Linked DNA regions of Homo sapiens: region 1 is linked to region 2. A link is a contact called in ENCODE Hi-C or POLR2A ChIA-PET data. All regions are on one chromosome and are shown on one strand. Each heading gives the region's core, a stretch centred on a gene start or an enhancer-like site at or near the end of the contact. The rest is flanking DNA. Distances are from core to core; before and after follow the strand shown. Region 1 has its middle 170 kb from the start of ICOS. Region 2 holds the start of CTLA4 (cytotoxic T-lymphocyte associated protein 4).

The links. Hi-C counts contacts between places; a loop is a spot of excess contacts on that map. ChIA-PET counts read pairs that join two places held with the same protein, here RNA polymerase II (POLR2A). Pooled maps may share reads with other maps.
Region 1: a map of naive thymus-derived CD4-positive, alpha-beta T cell shows a loop between it and region 2 (4-fold over the local background). The contact joins the enhancer-like site here to the promoter of CTLA4 in region 2. A Hi-C loop is called at or near these places in 1 of 168 maps with a recorded cell type or tissue (naive thymus-derived CD4-positive, alpha-beta T cell), 2 of 37 single-sample maps with no recorded cell type and 10 of 50 pooled maps. POLR2A ChIA-PET finds 5 or more read pairs at or near these places in 1 of 52 experiments (activated T-cell).

What each region holds. Positions count from the first base shown.
Region 1 is chr2:204,106,621-204,111,928 of GRCh38, reverse strand. No RefSeq gene overlaps it. Among named protein-coding and RNA genes, the nearest start is that of ICOS, 170 kb to the right of the region's middle. Within about 2 kb of position 1,473, at least 13 of the 41 ENCODE cell types and tissues checked have a DNase peak (open chromatin) inside an H3K27ac peak, as active enhancers do.
Region 2 is chr2:203,864,172-203,869,120 of GRCh38, reverse strand. CTLA4 (cytotoxic T-lymphocyte associated protein 4) reads right to left here and starts at 1,350. Exons shown (of 4, transcript NM_005214.5): 1 at 1,070-1,350. The coding sequence starts at 1,178.

The DNA.
Region 1 (5,308 bases), core at 224-2,723, 240 kb before region 2:
GGCTTGAGACCATCAAACCCACATCTAGCTGTGATCTAAGTGGAATTTAACGTAGGTCTCCTGAGGTGAAGGGAGAAATGAAGGAAAGAAATGAAGTGCCTGTTTCAATTTAATACTTTAGGCCAATTTTTTTTTTTAAGAGAAAAAAAATCAAAGGGCTGGGACCTTCCTTGGCCCCCTGAAGTTTTAGGGTTTCAGATGCTCAGAGATACAATCTGCACAATTTCTTGGCATCTGTTTTTTCCAGACAGTATATTACCACTATAAAGTAGCCTGAACAGTGGGGTCCTCCCTACTGGGGGCCCACTTCAAAGGCAATGTTTGATGTCCCCTGATGCTGCCTGTGGGTGAAAGCGCAGATTGTTGTGTTTCATTTATTAATTACTTAAAACAGAAAAATAAAAGCCAATTTTCTTCTAAATTTCTCTCTGTCTACTTTGAGTTAACATCCTCCAATCTGGTTTTTGTCATACACGAGTAATTTTAGTTCCAAATACTGGTATGATGTCATTATTTAACACCTTTTTATCTAAGGATATTGGCGTGTCTTGCAAAAGAGTATGTTGCTGCTTTGTCCTCTATTTAGAAAACAAACATTGAGAAACTAAGAGAGACCACTCCACTATTCCAAAATCACACCATACACATAGTTGGAGATAGGAAGAAAGCCCGGATTTCTTATTCAATTTCATCAGAAAAGGAGACGTCTTCCCAGAACACTGGCAACTCTGGAATCCCCCTGAAACCCAAAGAAGAAAAATGTCCCCCTACTTCCTCATGAACCAAATGTTCCACCAAGCTTTACTTAGAATTAGTTATTTCACTCCAAACCCGGTCTGCTTTTTGCTGAATATTTTCTCAAAACTAAAGCCAGTCAACAGAGTTCTCTCTGGTGTGAAGCAAAACAAAAACAATCCAAAGTTTTTATGTTGTCACCAGACAAAAATTTGCTAAGAACAAGCAGAAATGAGGAGTTAATGGATCCCATATGTGGCCACTAACATAGGTTTATGAGATTTTCCAAGAGATTTCTGAAGATTCCTATAGCACAAAGGAAGATCAAACAGCCACTTTCCTGTCAAACAGGGCAAAAAATGCTCCATCCATAGTTCCCCCTGCATTTATTTTGGTAAACCTGGAAAGAAAAGGTGGCTGCAATATCTGCCTTACAGGGAGCTGACCACAACATGTGGTATACTGGAGCAGGAAAGAAGGTCCTTAAAGACGTCACCTGTGTCCTCACAGCACAAGCAGACCTGCCCTTAGAGCCCACTGCTTGGTATGAGATGTAGCCTCTGGGGGAGGGCTGAGCAACGGAGAGGGAGAGCTGGACAATTTTCTTCATCCGGGAAAATTGCACACACACAAAAATAGCTGCTTTCTTCAAATGTCAATCAGCTCCTTCAAGTTTCAAGCTTCACTGAGGGGTCAGAAGAGGCATTTCCTCTACACATATTTCAGTATCACATCGGGACGTTCAGCCACACACAGCTTCCGGCACGGGGGCTGTGGTTGTGTTGGAGTTAACCACACAGGGCACAGGGTGAGGGAGTTGTCGTTGTTGTTCTTGTTTCTGTTGTTGTGATGGAGGCGGGGCAGCTGGTGGGGTTAAAACGGTTTCCATTATTATTATTTTCTTTCCCCCTTTGTGTGCTATGAACTCTGAACTAGACAAATGAGAACTATCTCCCCTGTTATTAGTAGAATGTCTTCTGTGAGCAAATTCCAACCACTAGAATGTCCGTGTGAACTGCAAAGGCAACCACAACAGTTTTGGAAACTGGGGATGATTGTGGGGCTCCTGGACCGCTGCCCTCCGCCCTGCAGCAGGGAAACAGAACACCCTAGACAGGTGGGGAAGGAGTGGATGGGGGTGAGTCTGCAGGAGAGGAAGCCTGGCCGAAATGTGCTTTTGGATAAAATGTCCCGATTAACCAAGAGCACACAAAATGTGCAGACTGGCAGCACAAGGCCTTAAGCACCCGCAAAGCACGCTGAGTCTTTGGGCTGCTCTGTGACAGGGAGATGTGTTTACCCCAGACAAGTTCACCAGTCCGACAGCCGCCTGAGGCCAGTTGGAGAGGAGGTTGAAATGTTCCACAGTGTGAAGAGTCAGCGCGATCTGTAGAGATAATGGAGCATTCGGTTTGACATCCAAAACTGGTGTATCCAGGAGGAGCGGGATTCTTGCTGGGAGGAGAGACAGTAATTGTTTTTAGCAAGACAGATAAGACATTCCGGTTTCTGTAGATTCCTCCCCAACCAGGAAACAACTGCCTCCAATGTCAGTGCTAAATATTGAAATCAAGGTGTGCAAATGCCTCAGCTTCTCTCCACCGCCTGCTGCATGATTACTTTCAAATAAGAATGTCCTTCCTTCTTAATTTTACACTTAGATAGGTAAAAACATCATCAATTTTAGCAGACTGTTTAGTTTTAATCTGATCAAAACAATCATTCACTAAGAACCTTCTAAGAGATTATAGGAAACATTAATTGTGTAGCTGGACTGGGATACGACTGGAGGGAGGCTTGTAAATAAATCCTAGGACTTGAGTCCAAGAAATATAAAAGGAGAGAGAACACAGAAGCTAGTGCAGATAGATGCCTGATGTCTCCTTTTAGGTGAGAGCATAGAAACATGTAGAGCTTGTTTCCTCTGAGGTTAGATACCGTTTAGTCCTTCCTTGGGTATTCCCATTTACGGCTGTGGTCAAGTGAATCAGCCACAGACGTTACTATTACTTAAAAAGAAAACCATTTTCTCTACATTGGTGCTAGTTCCAAATTGTGTCTGTGTGATCGTCCCTCCCTCAGCCATCTCATTTCCAGGGCTGACAAATATTTAGCCTACATAAATACACATTTGGGGAGATCCTACGCCATTTCTCCCTCCTCGTGACCCAACTCGTATTCTTCAAAACATCAAACAAAACAATTCGCAGAATAAAGTTGCCTTCCGAAAGAGGGATTTCCCCCTCCAGTTTCCCTCCCACTTCCACTAGGTCAGTCTGTCTTTCTTCCCTCCTACTCTCCTATACCCCTTCACCCTCCCCAGCAAACTCTGGAAAAACAGTAGTAACTAACATTTGTGCCTTTGGCAATAAAACCACAGGCCTCACAAACCCCAAATGGCAAAAAGACATTTCCATTCCAATCCCAGTTTTAAATTAAACTGTAATGAAAAATCAGCAGTGGCAGCTGGGACCAGAGACACTGATTGTCTCTAGGAACAAAAAGGAGGGGAACAGAGGGGGAGAGGAAAAAGAAAAGAGACTGCAAGGAAGCCTCGCTCTGGTAATAAAGCAGCTGGTAAACCTTCAAGTAAAAAGAAATTAGAAAAACAAATCTAGTGCAGAGACAAGCAAAGATGGCTGTTTTCCTCTACAATCACAGTGAGGCAGACCACAAATCACCCTCCACTTTATGAATGGACAGGAGGGGGTGGGGTGGGAGGGAAGATGAGTGGGCCTGTGCTGACACCTGGAGGAAGATTAGGGAAATTCTCGGGGGGTTGGTCCCACCCCCACATTCCGTGAATGAGTGGGGATTTTGGCTTTCTCAGTGGTCATAGTCAATACTGAGGCTACAAGGAAAAATAAGAAGACCTCATTGCCTTCTTAAAAAATATTTTTAATTGATAAATAATAATTGTACATATTTTTGGTGTACATGTGATACTTTCATACATGTATACAATGTGTAATGATCAAATCAGGGCATTTAGGATATCTAAACCTTAAATTTTTATCATTTCTTTGTGTTGAGAACATTTTAAAACTTCTTTTCTAGGTATTACAAAATATACACTATTTTATTCTTTATCAGAAAAAAAATGCATTGAAGAAACCATTTGACTTCAACATGAGGGTTAGAACAATTCATGTAGCTAAACTGAACCCAACTGCGCAGGCTTAACTTTGATTTTAAAAAATACATGGCACAGGTATCTTCATCAGACATGAGAAAAGAATACAGCATTTGAGTATTTCATTCTATAGTCTTTAAAGCTTGCAAGATTCTGCAGATCTTTCAGCATATAATTTATAAATATTTTCTGATTGGTGGTGATCAGAAATCTAGAAAAAAACCTGTACTAACCTATAAGGACCAAAGATGCTTCCAAGAGGGGAAGCAGTTAAGGATCAAGATAGTGAGTGGACTTAGAGGTAACAGGTAAGAATTAGAGACTGGAAAACCAATAATCCTAAACCTTATTTTGTTCCCAGACCTCTTTAAGAACCTGATAAAATTAGTAAACCCTCTTCTGAAAAAAAAAAAAAAAAAAAAAAAAGATGTACCTAGGAAGACTGCAATCCACCCTTGATGAAAACTATTCGGATCCCAACCCAAGAAGAAATTCAGAGAAAATATAAAATGTATGATGGCCTATTTAGAGGTCAAATGAGATTTCTTTATAAAAGGAAAATTGTTGTGATTAAAAATACACAAGATCTGTACCGAATAAACAGCCTCTTCAGAGTATGCCCTTGTGATTGTGACTTTGTCTGGAAACTTGGCAGATACTGGGGAGACTCTGAAGAGGGTCATCAGCACCAAATGGCAATGCCAAATGAATTTACTATTTAAGTAATAGCCAGGTACGGTGGCTCGTCTCTGTAATGACAGGACTTTGGGAGGCTGAGATGAGAGGATCACTTGAGGCCAGGAGTTCGAGAACAGCTGGGCAACATAGCGAGACCCAGTCTCTGATTAAATCTATAAGAAATTAAAATTATTTATTTTAACTAACCAGATGTTGTCTGTCAAGCACCTCGCATATAGAGCTGAGTGTGAGGACAGTAAGGCTCTGGATGACCCTTTGGATGGACAGTAAGTTCATTAACTCTGTCCTAGTCACTGTGAGCCTGGCTGACATTTATCGACTTTCCTAATAAGAGCTATTGATTTGTTACTAGTATTTTTTAAAAAAAATTTAGATTTGGCTGTTATATTCTGGTCCTTTTTGCTAAACTCTTTGTTTAGCAAAACAAACAAAACAAAACAAATGGCTTTGGAGGCCGGGCAGTGGCTCATGCCTGTAATGCCAGCACTTTGGGAGGCTGAGATGAGAGGATCATTTGAGGTCAGGAGTTCGAGACCAACCTGACCAACCTGGTGAAATCCCGTCTCTATTAAAAATACAAAAATTAGTGGGGTGTTGTGGTACATGCCTGTAATCCCAGCTACTCGGGAGGCCAAGGCACAAGAATCGCTTGAATCTGGGAGGTGGAGGTTATAGTGAGCTGAGATCGTGCCACTGAACTCCAGCCTGGGCAACAGAACAAGATTCTGTTTCAAAAAACAA
Region 2 (4,949 bases), core at 101-2,600:
TCTCCCCAAGCAAGCTCACACTCATCACCACTAAATGCGGTCACACTCAACTTTCCAGTATTGGGAGGGTCCTGTTACTGGTTGAGATAAATTTACTTTAGGAAATTTAAATACTTCTAAGAGTGTTTATTTAATCTTTACATATTTAAAACATGTAAAAATAAGAAAACATATATGAATATTTCTTCTCCAGTAAAAATTAAATCATCAAATATCTTTTGAGTACCTACTTCATACAAACTACATGGTTTCTTAACCAAGAAGGTCTAGAGAGAGATAAGGTTGAGATTCAATGGATATACTCATCATTTTAAGCCGTGTAACAAACCTGGTGTCAGTCTCTGAAGAGCTGAAAACTGAGGATCTGCATCTGAAACCCACACGTAGGTCAGGCAACAATTAAGTATTGTATGCCAAACAGACTGGTGGCTTTCTTTCTTTCCTTTTCCTTGTCTTTTTTTTTTGGCAATTTCAAACTTTTATTTTTAAATAATTGGCTAATTAGCTAGTAGAATTGATTAAGAGAACCTTAAAACCTTGAATTAAGTAAAGAAGGCATTCTTCCCACAATTTCCCTACATTTTAAACAAGCTGGCTAATTCATTTATAAAGTATATGAATCCGAGGACCTTAAAACCTTGAATTGTATAGCAAAAAAACTCTTCCCAGGATTTGCTTAAGTCAATTTTTTTTAAAGGAACTTGTGAGCTCATCCTGAAACCCAGCTCAAATGTATTCAGGACTATGGCTATCCTTTCCCTCTTAAATCACTTCCAGTCTCATAGAAGGGTCTGAAATTGCCTGTGTCTCTCTACTAAACCAACTCACATGCATTCATGAAGCCCCTACTAAATACCTGGCGCTCTGTTCTGAGCTATCTCTTTGCCTTATTTGCTGCCGCCCAACTGCTCCCTGCTGGCCCTGGAATACAGAGCCAGCCAAGCCAGATTGGAGTTTTACCTTTAACTTCTGGCTTTGCTATAAATCACTGCCTTTGACTGCTGAAACAAATGAAACCCAGGTAGGAGAAACACCTCCTCCATCTTCATGCTCCAAAAGTCTCACTCACCTTTGCAGAAGACAGGGATGAAGAGAAGAAAAAACAGGAGAGTGCAGGGCCAGGTCCTGGTAGCCAGGTTCAGCTGAGCCTTGTGCCGCTGAAATCCAAGGCAAGCCATGGCTTTATGGGAGCGGTGTTCAGGTCTTCAGGAAGTAGAGCAAAACCTTTCAGGATCCTGAAGCTTTGAAATGTGTTTGAACCCACACAGAATCAAGGACTTTATATAGATAGCTTTGATCCCAGATATGTATTACACATGTGCACACACAGAAGGCACTTGAATAGAAAGCCTTTTTGTTTTGGTTTTACGAGAAAGGAAGCCGTGGGTTTAGCTGTTACGTCGAAAAGACAACCTCAAGCACTCAACTGAACAAAACAAGCCAATCCATGGATGGAAAATGTATTCAATTTGAAACTGAAGCTTCATGTTCACTTTGAGGATCTGGATAACTAAGTGGAGACTTGGAGAATTTCCTGGAGTACAAGGGTCCTCCTAAATCCCAATTTTATTCAATCTTCTGGGCATCCTTAACCATCCAGTCCAATTCATTTCATTGACAACTCCAAAACTACTAGGCTGCTAACTTTCTGAGCCCTTGGGCTAATGGCAGGATTTGTCTAGGCATCATTAATAAAAACTGTATTCTATCTGTGAAGCACCATCCTTCTAATGGTCCCTTGACAGCTTTACAAATAAGTTTATTTCTCCTAAATCCATTTAGCATTTGGTTAAGAGAAAAAAACTAAAATCACAAGAAATAAACTGAAAATAGGCGGAAAAGAAGCTGCCTCTGGTTTTGCAGAAGGAAAGAATTCAGGTGTTCTTAAAAGCCTTAACTCAACAGAGACAAAACAGAGTTGAAGAAGGTCCAAAGAAAAGCCAACCCAAATGATTCAAGAGATTAGAGCCGTCCATAAAAGGATAGACTTTTTTTTCTAATACAAATTTTTCAAGCAGAAAATTCAAAAGTGAAGATTAAATATAACCAGAGTCCTTAAATTTGTGACAGCTGTAGACAGGACCAATGATCTAACAAAAAGAATTTGAAACATTGAGGACCTTCCTTAAATCTGGAGAGTTTTCATACATTTTAATAAAGAAAGAAACATTCATGGGGAACCTGTAATATGCCCGGAATTCTGTGCACTTAGGATTGAATGATGACAAAACAAAAACATAGTTGATACCTTAAGGGGCTTCTAGAAGGCTGACATGCAAACAGACAGTTGTAACAGGGAATATGACATTTGCCTACTCCAGTCCGTCCATGGTTTCCCATTGTCCACACCTCAGCACAGCAGAGGAGACTCTGCAGAATACTCACCAAATGCCTCCCTCTTTGGCCTGTACCCCAGCATTCCCTCCCATTCCCCCTTCCTGCATTTGTCTTTCCTTCCACGTGCCTCTTTCAGGCCTCATCACCTTTACCCATGCTGTTCCTACTGCCTTTTTTCTCCTATTATCTTATTTTATACTCCTTCTCATCCTCCAGGACTTAGCTCAGCTGTCATCTCCTCCAGGAAGCCTCTTCTTTTTTTTTTTAAAATTTTATTATTATTATACTTTAAGTTTTAGGGTACATGTGCACAACATGCAGATTTGTTACATATGTATACATGTGCCATGTTGGTGTGATGCACAGAAGCCTTTTCTGACCTGCCTGTTTTCTATACACTGCTACACATTATAGAAACCTTCAAGCCCCAGCTCAAGCGCCAACAAGCAATAACAACCTAATGGGCACTTCCTAATGCCAGACTGGGCAACAGAGGTTTTTTAAAAAGTGAAAAACAAATGTTCCTGCCCTCAAGAGGAACACACAGCAGTGGCAGGGACAGACAGCTAAACCCATGATCATGATAGAGTGAGATCAATGCTGGAATTGAAGTATTATGTAGAGGAGCAGAAGCCAGTGGTTCAGCCTGTGGAAGTCAGAAAGGGCTTCTCAGAAGACGAAAAGCCTGAACTTATTATTGAGAACAGAGAAAAGGGTGGATATTCAGACAAGAAGAATAACATGGGCTAAAGTTGGAAACGGCATGAAGAGTTCATTATGGTCACAGGACAAAGCTTGTCTGGGGATGAGCAGAAGGTGCAAGCGGATGCTCTTAGCAGCAAGGGCCAATGAAACATAAGGAGCAAACTGGTATGACTGAGTTCACATTTGGGGGAAATTTTAGGGATGGGGAGGATGGGTTCAGGGAGAAATGTAACCAGGAAGACTGGGAAGAAGACTATTGGAATACGCCAGGCACCAGGATTTGGAAAGCTTTCTGAAGGGGGCAAAATAGTAAATATGTTATGATTTGCAAACGGTGGGGTCTCTGTTGCCACTACTCAACTCTGTCATTTTAGAATGAAAGAAGCCATATATTATATGTAAACAAATGGGTGTGTGTGCATTCCAATAAAACTTCATTTACGAAAATAGGTGAAGTCTGGATTTGGCCTGTGGGCCATGGTTTGCCAACCCCTGGTCTAAACTAAGGTAATGACAGCTGTGAAGACGAGGTCCCTATGGGACTAGTCCACAATCAGTGAGTGGAAGGAGAAGTTTAGAATGAATGACACCAGAATTATGGTTTGAGAAGTACTGTGGTGCTGCAGAAATTATTCAAATGTCAAGTTTTCTTTCTTTTCTTTTTTATTTTTTTGAGACAGAGTTTCACTCTTGTTTCCCAGGTTGGAGTGCAGTGGCGCGATCTCGGCTCACTGCAACCTCTGCCTCCTGGGTTCAAGTGATTCTCCTGCCTCAGCCTCCCAAGTAGCTGGGATTGCAGGCACCCACCACCACGCCCAGCTAATTTTTTGTATTATTTTAGTAGAGATGGGGTTTCGCCATGTTGACCAGGCTAGTCTCAAATTCCTGACCTCAGGTGATCTACCCGCCTCGGCCTCCCAAAGCGCTGGGATTACAGGCGTGAGCCACCGCGCCCAGCAAGTTTTGTTTCTTTCAAGTCCATAACAACCCTACAAGACAAGAGTTACCATTTTTCCCATTTTATAAAGAAGGAAATCAAGGCATTGAAAGTTAAGGTGACTTACCCAATCACCCGTAGGAAGTGGCAGAGCCAGGATTTGAAGCCAGTGATACCTTTATCACTATGCTAAAGCAAAGATTTTGAAGCCCAAGATAACTGGATTTGTATCCTAGCATGGGGACTTGCTTACTGTTGACCTGGGGCTCAAAGCCCAATGTCCTCCAGATAATGGCATCTAATTCTCAAGATTATTGAAAAGATTAAATGAGATAATGCATGTAACATGTATAAAAGGCCTATTGTAACAGATAGCCACTCAATAAATAGGCCTTTCTTATTATAGGGTCAATGAGAAGACAGAGGTGCAATTTACTGGAATAAATAACAGGAAGAGCAGGTGAGAAAGTGAAATGACAGCTTTCATCTGAGTATGTTGAGTTTATGGCATCCATGGAAAATAGTTGCCAATAGGATTCTGGAGCACAGGAAGAGACATTAGTTTAGGCAACTATGAAGCCACTGATGAAAATGTCACAGGCCAAGCCACAAAACGAGCATTCTTTAAACATTTGTTAAATAGGTAGGTAAATGAATGAAGACAGTTTAACATAAGAAGAGATGAGGGTTGTAATTAGAACTTTCAAAGACGTCTTACCAGATTCCTTAATTATGCTCTTATGAAACTAATTCTGTCATAGCAAGAAAATTCAAATGGTTGTAAAAAAAATGCTGGGTAAAAGAATCTTGGTGAGAAAAGATATATTCACATATACCACCCCACAGATTACTTGATAATTACAATAGGGAAAAGATAATTGATAAATCTAGCAGATACTGCTTTAACCAAGTGATCCCAACTGAAGATTACTGTGATGGAGTGTTCTGACATAGGGTACCTCCAGATACA